2 separate regions of the Homo sapiens genome follow, and region 2 is linked to region 1. A link is an interaction called in ENCODE POLR2A ChIA-PET data of the cell type or tissue named here. Cell type or tissue: PC-9. All regions are shown on one strand. Each heading gives the region's core, and the rest is flanking DNA. Links, peaks and the distances in the headings are about the cores only.

Region 1 (2,910 bases), core at 297-2,796:
CGGAGCAAGAAGTGAGGGCAGAAGTCGCCCATACGGGTCCTGTTGGAGCACAGCCTCTGTCTACACAGGGTGTCCTTGGCACAGGGAAGCTGGGAGGGTCTGGGGTGTGGTGGATGAGGCCTTGCTGTGTTTCCTTTAGTGTCTTTCTAGTTTGGGGCTGTAGGTGTGCATTACCTACTGAAAAATAAAAGCAGTCATTAAGAAATCTCCCCCAAAGTGCTAAGACCATCTCCCCCTTGGCACAGCACTGCCAGAGGCGAGTGTGGGGCTACTTAGGGGGACCCAAGGAAGAGGTTCTGCCCTCTTTCATTGGCCTCCCCCTGGTTTGGGGTATGGAGGACAAGTTGACCTGGGGCCCAACTCTGAGAAGATGTGCTCACACCATGTCCTGTTTTCTTCTCCAGAGGAGGCGACCACCGCGTGGAGCTTTACAAGGTGAGTGCAGGCAGCACCCACACCTGTTCCCTGGGCTGTTCTTTCCAGGGCAGGAAGTGAAGGGAGTCACCAGACTCACAGCTTGAGAGTTAACTATTGCTGGGCTGTTTGTGTGTGTGAGACAGGGTCCTCCTCCTCTGTTGCCCAGGCTGGAGTGCAGTGGTACAGTCACAGCGCACTGCAGCGTCGACCTCCTGGGCTCAAACTATCCTCCTGCTTCAGCCTCCTGAGACTGCAGGTGCATGCCGCCACCACGCCCAGCTAATTTTTGTTTGTTTTTTTGTAGAAATGAGGTCTCCCTATGTTGCTCAGGCTGGTCTCGAACTCCTGGGCCTCCCACCTTGGCCTCCCAAAGTGTTGGGATGACAGGCGTGTTGAGCTTTTTAACACTGCCTTTGGATGGGCGTGCTGGAAGGTAGGGCCTTGGCTGCCTCTGCTGTGACTGCCCATCACACTGCTTCTAGGCCTGGGCCCCAACATCAGAATGTATGGGCTTTGTAGACCAAGTGCAGATATTGGCAGACTACATAAGCAGCACTGGAAATTGTTTTTCAATGTTACGTTACTTGTGTATAAAATGAAAAGAGACGGCTGGGTGTGGTGGCTCACGCCTGTAATCCCAGCACTTTGGGAGGCCAAGATGGGTGGATCACAAGGTCAGGAGTTCAAGACCAGCCGGCCAGGATGGTGAAACCCCGTCTCTACTAAAAATACAAAAAAAATTAGCCAGGCGTGGTGGCGGGCGCCTGTAATCCCAGCTACTCAGGAGGCTGAGGCAGAGAATTGCTTAAACCTGGGAGGCGGAGGTTGCAGTGAGCCAAGATGGCACCACTGCACTCTAGCCTGGGCAACAGAGCAAGACTCCGTCTCAAAAAACAAAAAAAAAGGAAAAGAGAAACCAGGTGCTCCAGGTGCTACACTGACTGCCAGGTCGTAGGCTCACCCCAGCAAGGGCTGCAGGTGGGACTTGAATCAGCTTCCAGGCACACAGTGGGAGCGCCTGCAGGTCTCCCCACATGCAGGGGGTGCCTAGGGCAGGGCGTGCAGACCTTCACTTGTGCTTGGTTGCTTGGTTTTGTTCTTCATCTGGTTGTCTGGGTCTTGGAGCCCAAGAGATACTGTTGAAACAGCCTCACTCTCCTCCCCTCAGAGGGCCATCTGCACTGGCCCACAGGGCAGAAGGGAACACAGACAGAGGCAGGGGCACAGACAGAGGCGGGGGCACACCCAGCTCTGAGCTATTGGAGGATTTTACCCGTGGAGTACATTGCATTAAGTCAGGAAAGGTGGGGAGAGTTTGAGAAGTGATTGGTCCTTTTTTCAGTTTTCTGTTAAAAGAAATGATTCATCCTGCTGAGGTCAACAGGGCTGGAGCAGGTTGGCTCTGGTTATAGCCTCTGCGGTGGCTAGGAGCTGGCAAGGAAGTGCAGGCTGCCCTGGGGAAGCACCCAACAACCCCCCCAAAGAAGGGAGCTGTGATTCTGGGTGACATGATGGTGCGGCAGCCTCCCATGTTGCTCTGGGCACACCCCAGCAAGGGCACAGGGGTGGGTGTTTGAGGAGTGAGCTAAATGAAAGAGGTCAGCTAGTCTGTAGGGATTAAAAAAAAATAACAGAAAAAAAAATTGACAAGAGCTTAAAATCCAAGAAATACTGGGTTGCAGCAAGGGTCCCCAGATGGGGTCTCTGCACAGTGTAGCCCTCCTCCTGGGGGTCTACCATCACACTGCAGCACCGAGAGCTGTCTGCCTCCAGAGGAGGCCGCCCCAGAGGCTGCCCTGCAGCACGAGTGGAGCTGCGGCCGGACACTGCTCCTGGCCCCCTAGCGTCTAAGCAGGAGGAAGGGAGAGCCTTCCTGCGCTCCCAGGCAGGGATGTCAGCAAGTCCTGCAGTGGCAGTTGGCATCTTGGTTTCATAAAACCCAGCCAGGAGTCAGGCAGCATGTCACAGTCTTTATGAAGCTGCCACTACGTACAAGGCAGAGGAGAGAAAGTTGGATGAGTTTAGTAAGCGGCAAGCTGCCCTCAATACAGATGCTTGGATTTGTTGCCAAAGATGTTTATTTTTCACTTTACAGGTGCTGAGTTCCCTTGGTTACCATGTGGTCACCTTTGACTACAGAGGTGAGATTTCTTTTGCAAGAGCATCTGAGCACAATTCCACTGCTTGCTGGCGGTATCCCATGGGCAGGCCTCACTCGAAGAGGCTCGGAGCAAGGCCAGCGCCTGCTTTGCCTGTGCTGTGATGGTGTCCTGGGTCCTGACAAAGACCCTGATGGAGCTGTCAGGAGAGCCCCTTCTGGTAGGGGAGGCTCAGCACCTGGAGCCCCCAGCAGATGCCCTGTCAGCAACTTTTTTTTTTTTTTTTTTAAGATAGGATCTCACTTTGTCACCCAACCTGGAGTACAGTAGCATGATTGTAGCTCACTGCAGCCTTGAACTCCTTGGCTCAAGGGATCCTTCTGCCTTAGGCTCT
Region 2 (2,910 bases), core at 161-2,660, 130 kb before region 1:
CAAGTTCAACATCAATTGTATTTCTATTTACTAGCAACAAGTGGTTAGAATTTGAAATTTTAAAATACCATTTAGCATCAAAACTATGAAATGCTGACATGGTAGACCTGTACACTGAAAACTACAAAAGATTATTAAGAGAAATAGAAGACAAAACATTAATACCTAGGAAGACAGACCTTGTTTATAGGCCAGAAGACTCAATATTATTAAGATGTCAATTCTCCCAACAGTTTTATATAAATTCAATGCAATCTCAATCAAGGTGCCCAACAGGGGTTTTTGTTGTTGTTGTTGTAGAAATTGACAAATTGATCCTAATTTCTTTTTGAGATAGAGTCTCACTTTGTCACCCAGGCTGGAGTACAGTGGTGTGATCTCAGCTCACTGCAGTCTTGACCTCTGGGGTTCAAGTGATCCTCCCACCTCAGCCTGCCGTGTAACTGTGACTACAGGCATGCACCACCACACCTGGCTAATTTTTTCTATTTTTTGTAGAGACGGAGTTTTGCCATAGGCCCGGGCTGGTCTGGAACTCCTGAGCTCAAGTGATCCACCCATCTAGGCCTCCCAAAGTTCTAGGATTACAGGCATAAGCCACCACACCCTGCCTGTTCCCAAATTTCACATCAAAAGCAAAGGACTTAACATAGCCAAAACAAATCTCAAAAAGAAATGTGGTACACTGGGCCAGCACCAAGGCTCACGCCTGTAATCCCAGCACATGGGGAGGACGAGGCAAGTGTATTGCTTTAGCTCAGGAGTTCAACACAGCCTGGCCAACACGGTGAAACCCCATCTCTACAAAAAATACAAACAACAGCAAAAATATGACACATTAATACTATCTGTTTCAAGAATTATTAGAAAATTACATACACTACATACAAATATGGTATTGGCATTCAGGAGAGAAAAACAGGTCAATGGAACAAAACAGAGTCCTGAAATAAACCCACATATACATTGACAACTACTTTTTAACAAAAATGCAAAGGTGATAGAGCAAAGGGCAGTCCTTTCAAAAAATGGTAGTGAAACAGCTGGATATCTATATTCCCAAGAAAAAGTGAAGGTGGATTGACACCTTGCACCATATAAAAAATTCATTCAAAATGGATCATAGGCTGGCCGCGGTGGCCCACACTTGTAATCCCAAAACTTTGGGAGGCCAAGGTGGGTCACTTGAGGTCAGGAGTTTGAAACCAGCCTGGCCAACATGGTAAAACTCTGTCTCTACTAAAAATACAAAAATTAGCCAGGCGTGGCGGCCTGTGCCTGTAATCCCAGCTACTTGGGAGGCTGAGACAAGAGAATCACTTGAACCCAGGGGATAGAGATTGCAGTGAGCCAAGATCACGCCACTGCACCCCAGCCTGGGTGACAGAACAAGACTCCATCTCAAAACAAAGAAACAAACGAAAAAACAAAACAAAACAAAAAAAAAAACGGGTCATAGACCAAAGTATAAAGCTTAAAATTATAACACTTCTAGAAGTAAAAAGGAAAAAAAATTGTGATCTTGGGATGGGAAAAGATTTCTCGGATGCAACACCCAAAGCATAAAAGAACAAACGAATAAACTGGATTTCATCAAAATTTAAAATGTCAGCTGTTTAAAACATACCATTAAAAGACAATCAACTCTTCATGTGACTTTTCAGTCAATCTGAATCTCAGGGAAAACTGTACAAAGTTCCTTCTCTAGCCCCAATTTCACTGTCCCCTTCCAAAGTGGTGATACTGGTGATCACCCCATAGCCACAAGCCACACCAGCCACCATGGTGGAAATGTGCAAAATCCATGTGTGTCCTTCCTTCCCAAATAGCCAGATGATAAATTAGTATGTCATTAAACATTATATATACTGAAAATTTCTACAGACCATCATCTTCACTTGCATGTGATTTGAAAATGTGTATCTCAGAAATTCAGCTCTCTAGCTTGTACAATACACATGACCAGAAAACAAGACACACAGGATCTACCTTCTTCCTGTCCAGCCAAGTGACTGCTTATTTAAGAGATTCAAATGTAACCATGTTTACTTTCATTTAAAAAACACACTGTAACAACTGTAGGAATGCTGTGATTACAGATACAGCTTATTAGAAAAAGGAGTAGGGGCCGGGTGCAGTGGCTCACGCCTGTGATCTCAACACTTTGAGAAGCTAAGGTGGGAGGACTGCTTGAGGCCAGGAGTTTGAGACCAGCTTGGGCAACATAGTGAGACAGTCTCTACAAAACAAAACCAAAACCAAAAAAGAGTAGGAAGAATAGTGTACAACATTAAAAAAAGAAAGTCCTTAATAGTTAGCAAATTATACTTCTTAGCCAAGTATTCTTAGTTATCTTAAACAATGTCTATAGCTTCTAAAATCAAAGAGGGAGGTGAAGGGAGTGGTGGAGAGAGTGAGTACAGAGGAGTCCATGAGTTGAGTGAAGCCTGGAAGTGCCTCGGCGCATGGTCATGACAGGATGTGCTCCAGGACTCCTTGTCTGATCAGCTGCTCACATTTCCATCGAGGTAAAAAGTGCTGAGGGGACAAGAAGGGATGGAGAAAGAGTAAAATAAATGATTGGGAAAGAATTTGAAATTATTTCTTGTATCATTAAAAAGTAGCACTGATTAGTTTTCAAACTCCAACAAGTAAGTAGTTGAAAGTTAAACTTAAGGGGCTGGGTACGGTGGCTCATGCCTGAAATCCCAGCACTTTAGGACACCAAGGTAGGCGGATCACCTGAGGTCGGGGGTTCAAGACCAGCCTAACCAACATGGAGAAACCGCGTCTCTACTAAAAAATACAAAGTTGGCCCAGGGGCAGTGGATCACGCCTATAATCCCAGCACTTTGGGAGGCCGAGGCGGGTGGATCACGAGGTCAGGAGATCAAGACCATCCTGGCTAAC

What was found. Peaks named below come from ENCODE experiments on the same cell type or tissue, not always from the same donor. Only the 100,000 strongest peaks of a DNase experiment are listed, where the experiment ranks them.
Region 2: POLR2A ChIA-PET joins it to region 1 with 16 read pairs; 2 of 35 experiments call an interaction of 5 or more read pairs at or near these places.

Annotation. Positions count from the first base shown.
Region 1 is chr20:25,314,573-25,317,482 of GRCh38, reverse strand. It overlaps ABHD12 (abhydrolase domain containing 12, lysophospholipase), which reads left to right. Exons shown (of 13, transcript NM_001042472.3): 5 at 405-435; 6 at 2,513-2,558. Among named protein-coding and RNA genes, the nearest start is that of PYGB, 68 kb to the right of the region's middle. RefSeq lists an enhancer at 1-506. In PC-9, for the core only: no CTCF peak of the experiment used is centred there; a DNase peak (open chromatin) is centred at 1,822; H3K27ac peaks cover 438 bases.
Region 2 is chr20:25,445,551-25,448,460 of GRCh38, reverse strand. It overlaps GINS1 (GINS complex subunit 1), which reads right to left. Exons shown (of 7, transcript NM_021067.5): 7 at 1-2,538. The coding sequence ends at 2,470. Among named protein-coding and RNA genes, the nearest start is that of GINS1, 39 kb to the right of the region's middle. In PC-9, for the core only: no CTCF peak of the experiment used is centred there; no DNase peak of the experiment used is centred there.